3 separate regions of the Homo sapiens genome follow, and regions 1 and 2 are each linked to region 3. Evidence: chromatin contacts called from ENCODE Hi-C or POLR2A ChIA-PET data. All regions are on one chromosome and are shown on one strand. The core of a region is the stretch at or near the end of the contact, and the rest is flanking DNA. Distances in the headings are between cores, read along the strand shown.

Evidence for each region. A loop is a pair of places that touch in the nucleus more often than their neighbours do. ChIA-PET counts read pairs that join two places held with the same protein, here RNA polymerase II (POLR2A). Pooled maps may share reads with other maps.
Region 1: a pooled map shows a loop between it and region 3 (3-fold over the local background). The contact joins two enhancer-like sites. A Hi-C loop is called at or near these places in 2 of 168 maps with a recorded cell type or tissue (PC-3 and head of caudate nucleus), 2 of 37 single-sample maps with no recorded cell type and 10 of 50 pooled maps. POLR2A ChIA-PET finds 5 or more read pairs at or near these places in 10 of 52 experiments (A549, CD8-positive, alpha-beta memory T cell, Caco-2 and 7 more).
Region 2: a pooled map shows a loop between it and region 3 (2.8-fold over the local background). The contact joins two enhancer-like sites. A Hi-C loop is called at or near these places in 1 of 168 maps with a recorded cell type or tissue (endothelial cell of umbilical vein), 1 of 37 single-sample maps with no recorded cell type and 3 of 50 pooled maps. POLR2A ChIA-PET finds 5 or more read pairs at or near these places in 8 of 52 experiments (A549, BJ, GM12878 and 4 more).

What each region holds. Positions count from the first base shown.
Region 1 is chr17:46,043,039-46,046,396 of GRCh38, forward strand. The region is part of intron 7 of KANSL1 (KAT8 regulatory NSL complex subunit 1); the gene reads right to left. Among named protein-coding and RNA genes, the nearest start is that of STH, 45 kb to the left of the region's middle. Within about 2 kb of position 1,458, at least 11 of the 41 ENCODE cell types and tissues checked have a DNase peak (open chromatin) inside an H3K27ac peak, as active enhancers do.
Region 2 is chr17:46,264,654-46,268,123 of GRCh38, forward strand. It overlaps a transcript of LRRC37A not described here and the pseudogene LOC100132570. Among named protein-coding and RNA genes, the nearest start is that of LRRC37A, 29 kb to the right of the region's middle. Within about 2 kb of position 1,663, at least 33 of the 41 ENCODE cell types and tissues checked have a DNase peak (open chromatin) inside an H3K27ac peak, as active enhancers do; they include OCI-LY7, where a contact is called at or near this core.
Region 3 is chr17:46,144,489-46,147,582 of GRCh38, forward strand. The region is part of intron 2 of KANSL1 (KAT8 regulatory NSL complex subunit 1); the gene reads right to left. Among named protein-coding and RNA genes, the nearest start is that of KANSL1, 47 kb to the right of the region's middle. Within about 2 kb of position 1,748, at least 3 of the 41 ENCODE cell types and tissues checked have a DNase peak (open chromatin) inside an H3K27ac peak, as active enhancers do; they include OCI-LY7, where a contact is called at or near this core.

The DNA of each region.
Region 1 (3,358 bases), core at 208-2,707, 100 kb before region 3:
GGAAATAAAGCATTGTCTAGAAGCATTCGGCCCTGTAAAACAATCTGAAAGCTGGGCTGAGCTGGAATGTATAAAAGAGGCTCAAGAAAGGAGACGAGGTCACTTCTGCCCATCCCACAATACCCCTTTGTCAGCAGAAGAGTTACTCCCACTTGGCAAAGGCTGTGTATGTTTTGTATATATATGTAATGGAACTCCAAAAAACATAGATTTTATTTTTTCCTTTTATTTTCCCCCATCGTTCTCCCAAATCTGAAAATGAAGCCAGGAAAAAAAAAAGGGACAGGGATATGAGAGACCTGGTTATAGTGAAAACAGCAATGACTAGAAACAAGTAGGCCTGGATTCAGGTCCTGGTTCTATCTCGAGTAGAAGGAGAAAGCAAGAACAAATCATTCAGCTGGGCTTTAGTTCCACCTGTGAAATGAGGCAGTGGGGCTAGATCAGGGCTGGCAACATTCTAGCATTCATTCTCTAACCCTCCTGTTGTACTGGAGGTACAAACACAGCTGTCTTTCCTGTTGTACTGGAGACCTCAGATTCTTCCCAAACAATACATTAAATAACTCCAGACAGTTACTGTCAATTCATTTGAATAGGCACAAGAAAGGACATCTATTTGTTACTGCTAGATTATATGACTGCTATGAGTCTCTCAACTCTAAAATGTTTAGTCAATGACTCTTCAACTGGAACTCCACTCCTAAACCCTTCCCCTCAACTAAATGCTCTTAAGTGCAAGTTGGCACATTGTAGAACCCAAGTCATGGAACACTACCTTGTACTCTCCAGTTGACGTATTAAGCGGAATCAAGAGCGATTCCTCTTTAAACCCAGTATAAACAGTTTAAGGAACTCCAGCTGCTAGACTTTGTTAGAAGTTTGCTGTGTTGCCTTTTAATTGCTTCCATGTTAAGAGTGAACAGGAACCCAGTTAGATCCCCCAGTCAGTAAAAAAAAAAAAAAAAGATATCTTAGGAATTGCTGGTTGAGTTCATATACTAACTAGTAAGTGATAATACCTAGGTTCTGTGAAGAGTTAAAAATCTAAAATAGACTGGATACGGGACCTGAAAGTAAGCAAAAAAAGGGATATGAAATGGAAGAGAACACACCAGAGATCCATTCAGCTAGAGGTCTCCTACATTCCATACCCACATAGGTAAACTGCTATTTTCAGAGAAGAGGGTGCTGATCCTTATCAGGTAAATAACAGGAAAATAAGACGAATTACTAATGTCATCCTTAAGTTACTGTTTCCTCAAACAAAATGAAAGATGAATGAGAAGACCCTGACTTCAGGATGACTAGGGTCTGACATTCCACGATTCACCTGGCTGTCTGGCTCCTTACTTTCCACCATTTTCTCAGGCGCACTTTTTCCGGGTGTTTTGTAATGCTCACTTCTTCCTCCTGCTGGGAAGTTGCTGTAGCCTCATGTGCAGGGTTTGGCAAGCTCTCTCAAAATACCACAGATCTTCATGGCCAGCAGGTGGTGCTCTTATTAAGCCCCTTTTATAAAGTTAACAAGCTTTTCTCCAAGGTTATATATCCTCTACATTTCCAACTAAGGATTAACTGGATTTGATTACTTGAGGTGATAAAACAAAGCCCCCTTCCTGCTGGAATACTAACAGGTTATTATACCCTAGTCTCTCCACCTTCCACAGCCAGGCGTAGAGTTGGCTATAACACAGTCCCTCAATTTCTATCACCCACACACACTTAATGAGAGGGGCTGAGGTACAGTCAAGGTGCGAGGCACAACTCCAGGATGAAAAGCAGCAGTTGGTTGTTATTCTAACAAACTACACAAACTGGTTAGGAAACAGCACTAAAACTACTTAAAAAAATATCTGTCCTATGGGGCCAGAAAACAGCTAAGTATCACATTCAAACAATTTTCTGCCTTTATGTCTGGTATAAATGTAACTATATGGAATCAATGAATCAAAATCATTTTTAACCTTGTTATGAAAAAAAAAAAAGTTGGAAATCCTGCCACTTTAAAACATCTTCTAGAGAAGAGGTTGTAAGGGTGGCCCAGTAGTAAAATCTACCACACAAATGTTTGACCTACACAGTCGTATGCCAAGCTGCTAGCCTTCACTGTTATTTACTGCTATACAATGATGTACAGGGAATCCCAAGACTTCAGGGGGTGTGTTATTTACACGGGATATTATGTGAATGGTGCCCTTTGGAGTTGGCTATCTCTGCACCCATGGGAATCTTCTGATTTCCAAATGGACTGCATTCTGAATGTGGCAGTTGTTTGGGTCAAAGCAAAATTATTCCAACAGGAATAATATTAGACATGGTAATCAGGTCTTCAGGTCAACCAACTGAGGTGTAATTAATCTACAGGCAAATACAGTAGTTAATAGAGCCTACATGTAAAAATATATATATATCTCCACAGTCTCATAAGGAGAATTTAATGACCAACTTTTTCGTCCAAACCCCAGGGCCATAGCTAGAAGCTCTTCGTGTGTGTGTGAGACATAGACAGAAAAACAAATAGGATTAGATGCAGGAAAATAAAAACCATAAAGACCAGAAAAGGGGGAGTGTTCCCTATCTTTCTTTCCATTCCCCCTCATTGCTGCCTGTAGTTGCTCTGAATGATGGTGTGGGAGGTGTAAGGTATGCGGCAGGGCAGCATTCATGTCAGATCTATAGTGTCCTGCAGTCAGCAGGACAGAAAATGTTCAAGGGAAATGGAACCTCTTAGTAGAGATGCTGAATGATGGAACAGGAGCTGAGAGACACACAGTCTGGGTATATCTGAGGGTGGGGGAGGTTATTTGCAACTGTATGTGGTAATGCTGTTGACAAAGAAATGACTGTTCTGTTTAGCAGGTGATATCCAATGAGTGTGCTTAAGTGTCCGGGCTTCCTGTCCTTCTTCAAGTATGAGACTATACAATTCAACACAGTAATTCAGAGAGTAACCCAACAAACATTCCTAAGTCTTCCTAGTGGCGCTGTCTGTAGCCAGAATCCCAAAAAGGGTAAAAATCTGACTCCTCTTAATAATCTGTCTGGAAAGGAACTTGAAATATAGTAAAAGGAAGGACAGGCATCAGATAATCTGGGTCTGAACTGTGAAGGCATTCAAACCCATTAGCCATTTAGTTTTAGATAAGCCACAACCTTACCAAGCCTGTTCCTTGAGCACTAACACTGAAGTAACACCTTACAAAATTTCTGGGCCGGGCATGGTGGCTCATGCCTATAATCCCAGCACTTTAGGAAGCCAAGATGGGTAGATCGCTTGGGCCCAAGAGTTTGAGACCAGCATGGGCAACACGGGGAAACCTCTTCTCTACTAAAAATGCAAAAAATTAGCCAGGCA
Region 2 (3,470 bases), core at 413-2,912, 120 kb after region 3:
TACCTTCCACCATTAGTGTGATTTCTAAGGCTGCAAGCCAGACACTGCCCAAGACCCAGCACTGGACTCTGGTGAGTTCTTCCAGCTGTTGCCACCCCAGGAGGCTCTGGGAGCCCCTGGGAACCATCCAGCTTGCTCTCTGTCTCTACATTTCAGGGTGTGGGTTTCAGGGCATTCACAACATTCCTGCAACAGAAGAGTTTTGGGAACACCCCCAGCAGGATGTGGGTGATTTGAATGTATGTCAGAGATGTGGTTGTAACTGAGAAATCTTAAGCCTAGTGAATTTTATTCCACTTGACTTAAATAAAGAGCACGTGAAAGAAGGGGATCTGAGGACATCTATGAACAGGGCCCCGAGGGCATGAACTTACTAGTGTTTATATGACTAGTGTTTATCTGGGCCTGTCTAGTCTGGAGAACCTGACTCTGGTGTACCCAAGCTTTGCAGTGGCTGTAGAGGTTTGCTCTTTTGGAGGGAGAAGATAATTCATTCCTCCAACACCTGAATGAGGGTAGATTAACCCACCTCCTTCAGCTGCAATTTGGCAAATTTCTCTTCTTTGATTTAATGCTCAACGGACAAATTTCCTTTCTTCTTCTTCTTCTTCTTCTTCTTCTTCTTCTTCTTCTTCTTCTTCTTCTTCTTCTTCTTCTTCTTCCTCTTCTTCTTTTTTTCTCCTCTTCTTCTTCTTCTTCTCCTCCTTCTCCTTCTTCTCCTTCTTCTTTTCTCTTCCTTCTCCTCCTCCTTCCTCCTCCTCCTCTTCCTACTCTTCTTCCTCTTCCTCTCCTCCTCCTCTTCCTCCTCCTCTTCCTTCTTCTTCTTCTTTCTTTTTTTTTCGGTTTTGAGACAGGGTCTCCGTCACCCAGGCTGGAGTGCAGTGGCACGATCTCGGCTCACTGCAACCTCCACCTCCTAGGCTCAAGCGATCCTCCCACCTCAGCTTCCCATGTGGCTGGGACCAAGGCGTGAGCTACCATGCCCGGCTAATTTTTGTATTTTTTGTAGAGACAGGGTCTCTCCATGTTGCTCAGGCTGGTCTTGAACTCCTGAGCTCAAGAGATCCTCCTGTCTCAGGCTCCCAAAGTCCTGGGATTACAAGCACGAGCCACCATGCCCGGCCTCAACAGGCAACCTTCTGATTAATAATTAGACCTCTGTGCCGGCCGTCGTGGCTGATGCCTGTAATTCCAGCACTTTGGAAGGCCAAGGCGGGTGGATGGCTTGAGGTCGGGCGTTTGAGACCAGCCTGGCCAACACGGTGAAACCCCGTCTCTGCTAAATATACAAAAATTAGCCTGGCATGGTGGCGTATGCCTGTAATCCCAGCTACTTGGGAGGCTGAGGCACGAGAATCGCTTGAACCCGGGAGGCAGAGGTTACAGTGAGCTGTCATATATAATGAAACAGTTTTACTAAACTTAGGAAGCAGTGACTTGGTGTCTCTAGAAATTGCCTAACATACACATTCCAGGATACATTCTCTGTCATCTGGAATCTCCTCCCTTCCACAAACCCACGCTGTCTTAAGCACTATTTTCCTATTTGTTGTTGACCTAATCTAGAAAAAAGCGGCCATCACTCTTTCTCCCCCACTCAGTCCCTCAGTCCCGAAACACCCTTATTCTCCGCACTTGTCACCCCACCCTCTGCTGCCCCCACCGCAGCGCGCAAACGCACACGAGTTTAAAGTTTAGGCTGTGATGCTATCCTCGCCCGCAGATCACAGGACAGACATTCTCGGGGACAACTTTGCGAGGCCATGTGCTCGTCCCCCTTAGGAAGGAAGAGGGAGAAATCCCTGCGGCTCGGTTTTGTTCCAATGGTCTGCTCAGCGAGTGATTCCCGTTTCCCCAAAGGCTGCCCCTCATTAGCATGAACGGGGACGCGGGTGTGGAGAAGGGGTTAGAGGAGAGAAAGCAAGCAAAAGCCCAGGCTCACTTTTAGAGCCTGGGAACCCTGTCTGCAAAAATGACAGCTAGAGCTTTCTGGCTCCTCTGTTTAATCGTCGGATCATCCCCCGAAGCTCCGGTGGAGAGAAAAAGTAAGATCGGTGTAGTGCGGAGCCCTGGGAGCGGAGCGGGGATCTGGGGAGGGGGCGCCCAGGCCTCAGCCGCCGGCCGACAACCGGGCCACCTTCCGTGAGGCCGCACACGCTCCCACAGGCCCGCGCCTGGCGCAAGCCGAGAACCGCGCGTCGCCGCGCCGCGGGCCCGCGACGGAGGAAGCCCCGAGACGCGCGCGCTCACGGGCCCTACGCTTCCCCGCCGCCCGGCCGCGCGCGCGCGCCGCCGAGGGCCCCGCCGGCCCTGCCCACCCCAACCGGCCGCGCGCCGTTGTGCCGGCCCCCGGCTCGCCGCCCGCGCCGCCGCCGCGCCTCAGCTTCAGATTCGGCCTCAGTCAGCCGCGCAGGGACGCGGAGCCCGGCGCCGAGCTCTGCGCTTGCGCTTGCCGGGCGGGCATGGACGGGCGAGAGGCGTTCTGCAAGCGCGAAATCGGTGAGCCCGGCCGCCGCGCCGCCGCCCCGCGAGCCTTTCCGAGTCCCGGAGAATCCTGCACGCGAGATCCCAGGGCGCCCGACCCATGCGGGCCGTTTCGCTGTTGCTAAAAACCAACGCCCAGGGACTGGGAGAGGAACTGGGGTTCCCAAACTGTTTTTTGGAAGCAGCGATGAACGGGATAGTGCATGACGTGGACGTGCTGGGCGCGGGCATCTGGCTGGTGACCCTGCTGGTGGATCGGGACGGGCTGTACAAGATGAACCGCCTGTACCTCACTCACCCCCGACGTCTTCTTCTTCCGAGTCCACATGTTAGTCCTGGACTCCTCCAGCTGCAATAAACCGTGTCCAGAGTTTAAACCTGGTATTGAAACTGAGCTGAATGACGCTGCATATGTACTTTATACCACCGTTTGTAACGTGGGTGCCACAGCCCGGGCTGTGGGTCGTCCAGTCTTTTTTTGGGACGGATGGGGGACAGTATTGTAACATGATTAGGATTTAGACGACAGGTATTATTTCCGCCACTGTGATTTAAGCACCGTCAGCCCCACCCCCACGGGTGAGAACGGCAGCTGTTGGCACAAAGCGGGCTGTCAATAAATAGATGTTGACAAATGGAGTGAGCGACCACCAAACACCATTGCCAGAAGGGACTGTACAGAACTGAGTTTAGAAAAGCTGCTTTTTTGGGGGAGTGTGTGGAGGGTTGGTAGCGGGGAATACCCACTCCCACATCTTTTTTTTTTTTTTTTTTTTTTTTTTAGACAGAGTCTCGCTCTGTTGCCCAGGCTGGAGTGCAATGGCGCCATCTCAGCTCACTGCAACCTCCGTCCCCCAGGTTCAAGCCATTCTCCTGCCCTCAGCCTCCCAAGTAGCTGGGATTACAGGCTGAGCCACTGCGCCCAGCCCCACTCCCACATCTTTCTAGGCATGTGCTCTGGGAAATCCTGATACAATGTGATAAGG
Region 3 (3,094 bases), core at 498-2,997:
TCAGCATTTTTTCTAATCATTTACAAAAGTAAAAGGACGTCAGGACAAGTTCTGGTGAAATTTTATAAACAGCCATGAATTGCAGCTGTAGACTGCCAGATACATAACCTGTATATGACAGGGGGTACCACGTGGAAATTAGAGACATCCCCCTTCACCAAAAAGATTATATCCAGGGGATACTACATAATAAAAAAAAAATCTGAAAAATGTAATGGGATTAAGATCCTTTAGAATAGGCTAGTAGTGATGATTTTGCTTTTTCAGTCCCCTCCTCACAAACAAATGATGATGACACTGCCCTTAGCTTTCTATGTGCAAAGACAGTATTAACCTTCCCAGGCCAAACTTACGACTACACCTTTTCCACACGAAATGCAAGGCATTTCTAACTCCCCAGATTACCTCACATTCGTTGGATGCCACACAATAGATTATAAAGTATCAAGATATATATTAATTTTTAAAAGTTCACCAGGAGTTGGATATTCTAAACTGGGTTTCTGATTCTTAACAGTGAGAATGAAGTCAAGCTCCTTATTTGGTGGTTAGAGGAGAGGATTTGGCCAGAAATAATTCTTTTAGGATTGACAGACAAGTACTACTTAAGTTCTATCATCTCATCCAAAAACTTGCTTCTTATATTCTGCTTTTAACCCGATCTACACAATGAAAAGCCACGGAGACTAGTTTTGCATGAAAGCAAAGGACTTTTCTAATATGACTTCAGAGCATGCCATGCTTTAAAGTCCATGTTCAACCACTTACTATCATTTTCCAACTCACTCTCTATGGGCCCATCCCATATTTCAACTACAGGTATACCTCCTGGCCCTTTCTATTTCATAAGCTTCTTTGGAAGACAAATCTACTGATTTATGCAATAAACTTTCTACCTCTACTTAACCAATTTGATAATTTAATAGCTGGAGATAATTCTAAATTCCCCAAACCTTAATCAAGAATTTTGGAAAAAAAGAGCTATCTAGAACAGTTATCTTCCTGAAAACACTGTTGTGCTAAACTGAAACACAGCCTTTTCTCAAGAGCTAAGCAGCTACTTGGGTCTACATTTTAATGCACTAAATAATTTTATAAGATCATGTTTGAAACCAAAAAACCCAAAAAGGATTGTCAAGCTAGGTCAGCTTACAAAACCCCTTCTGTTATGAACTAGGAAATCAAACAACAAAACATAAGCTCTAGGAAATGAGCATGGAGGTGCTCCATCCATACTAGCTTTTCCTTGTTTTTTTCTTGAGAGGAGTGACTCTCTGTCACCCAGGCTGGAGTGTAGTGATGCAATCCTGGTTCACTCCAACCTCCACCTCCTGAGTTCAAGGGATTCTCCTGCCTCAGCCTCCCGAGTAGCTGGGATTACAGGCGTCGACCATGACACTCAGCTATTTTTTGTATTTTTAGTAGAGACAGGGTTTCACCATGTTGGCTAGGCTGGTCTCAAATTCCTGACCTCAAGTGATCCTCCCACCTTGGCCCCCTCAAAGTGCTGGGATTACAGGTGTGAGCCACCGTGCCAGCCCATACTAGCTTTTCTGAAGCCTCTTTACTCATTCTTTTGTTCTCTACTCTAGCAGCTAAAGACATCTCCTAAAGAAACAACTAGTGTGCCTCCATACAACCCCTCAGTAAGCACTCAGTATTGAGACTAAACTGTGAAAAGCACTAAAATAAATGCATCATTCATCTATGACCTTCTGAGAATACCACCACCTCATATTTGAATAGACGTCTAGTTTTCATGAGAACTTTCACGCACTCATTTGATCCTCTTTAAAAACCACAGGAAACAGGGCAAGCCATCTTATCAGCTCTATTTACAGAGAGGGAAATCAATTTGAAAAGGTTACATAGCTTAATCAAGGTCACAAAGTGACTGACTGGCCAAGCTGGTACTCAGTCTTATGATAGTCCAGGGCTCTTTCCTCTACACTGATCCTAAATTGAAAAAAAAAATTTTTTTTGGACTGCTCCTGCAAGGTAGGGCTACCCCATAGGCAGAGAGTAGCTGAAAAATTCTGTATGTGTCTATCACAAGAAGTTGAGGCCGGGCGCGGTGGCTCACGCCTGTAATCCCAGCACTTTGGGAGGCCGAAGCCGGCGGATCACGAGGTCAGGAGATCGAGACCATCCCAGCTAAAACGGTGAAACCCCGTCTCTACTAAAAATACAAAAAATTAGCCGGGCGTAGTGGCGGGCGCCTGTAGTCCCAGCTACTTGGGAGGCTGAGGCAGGAGAATGGCGTGAACCCGGGAGGCGGAGCTTGCAGTGAGCCGAGATCCCGCCACTGCACTCCAGCCTGGGCGACAGAGCGAGACTCCGTCTCAAAAAAAAAAAAAAAAAAAAAAAAAGAAGTTGACAGGCCTAAAAGGTTTCACATTTAGATGTTTCTTTTTTTGGAAAAGGTGAAGATCTGGCTGGGCACAGTGGTGCACATCCTTAGGTAGTTCCAGCTACACAGGAGGCTGAGGCAGAAGAACTGCTTGAGCCCAGCCTGAGCAACACAGTGAGACTCCATCACTAAAAATAAGTAAATAAATAAATCACATAAAAAATAAAAAATTTTAAAAGGGGGTAAAGAGCCAATGAATTGACTAAGAAATGTGTTGTTTCAAATCAGAATGACCTTGAAAAGCCATAGTACTTGCATGCAAAAATATGATCCGATTTAAAAAGTCAATATGCTTAAAATACAACAGAAAAATCAACCAATATATGTATTTCGTATTACTGGTTTAAAATTTCTGAATATGCTGTAAAGAGAAGGAGGTGAAAAACGTCAACCAGACTGGGGTGGTGGCTCATGCCTGTAAACCCAGCACTTTGGAAGGCCAAGGTGGGTGGATCACTTGAGTTCAGGAGTTCACGACCAGTGTGGGCAAGGTGGCAAGATCCTGTCTCTACAAAAAATACAAAAATTAGCCAGATGTGGTAGCATGCGCCTGTAGTGCCAGCTACTCGGGAGGCTGAGATAGAAGAATTGCTTGAGACTAGGAGGCAGAGGGTGTAGTGGGCAGAGATCATACCACTAACCCCTCCAGCCTGGGTGACAGAGTGAGACTCTTTAAAAAAAAAA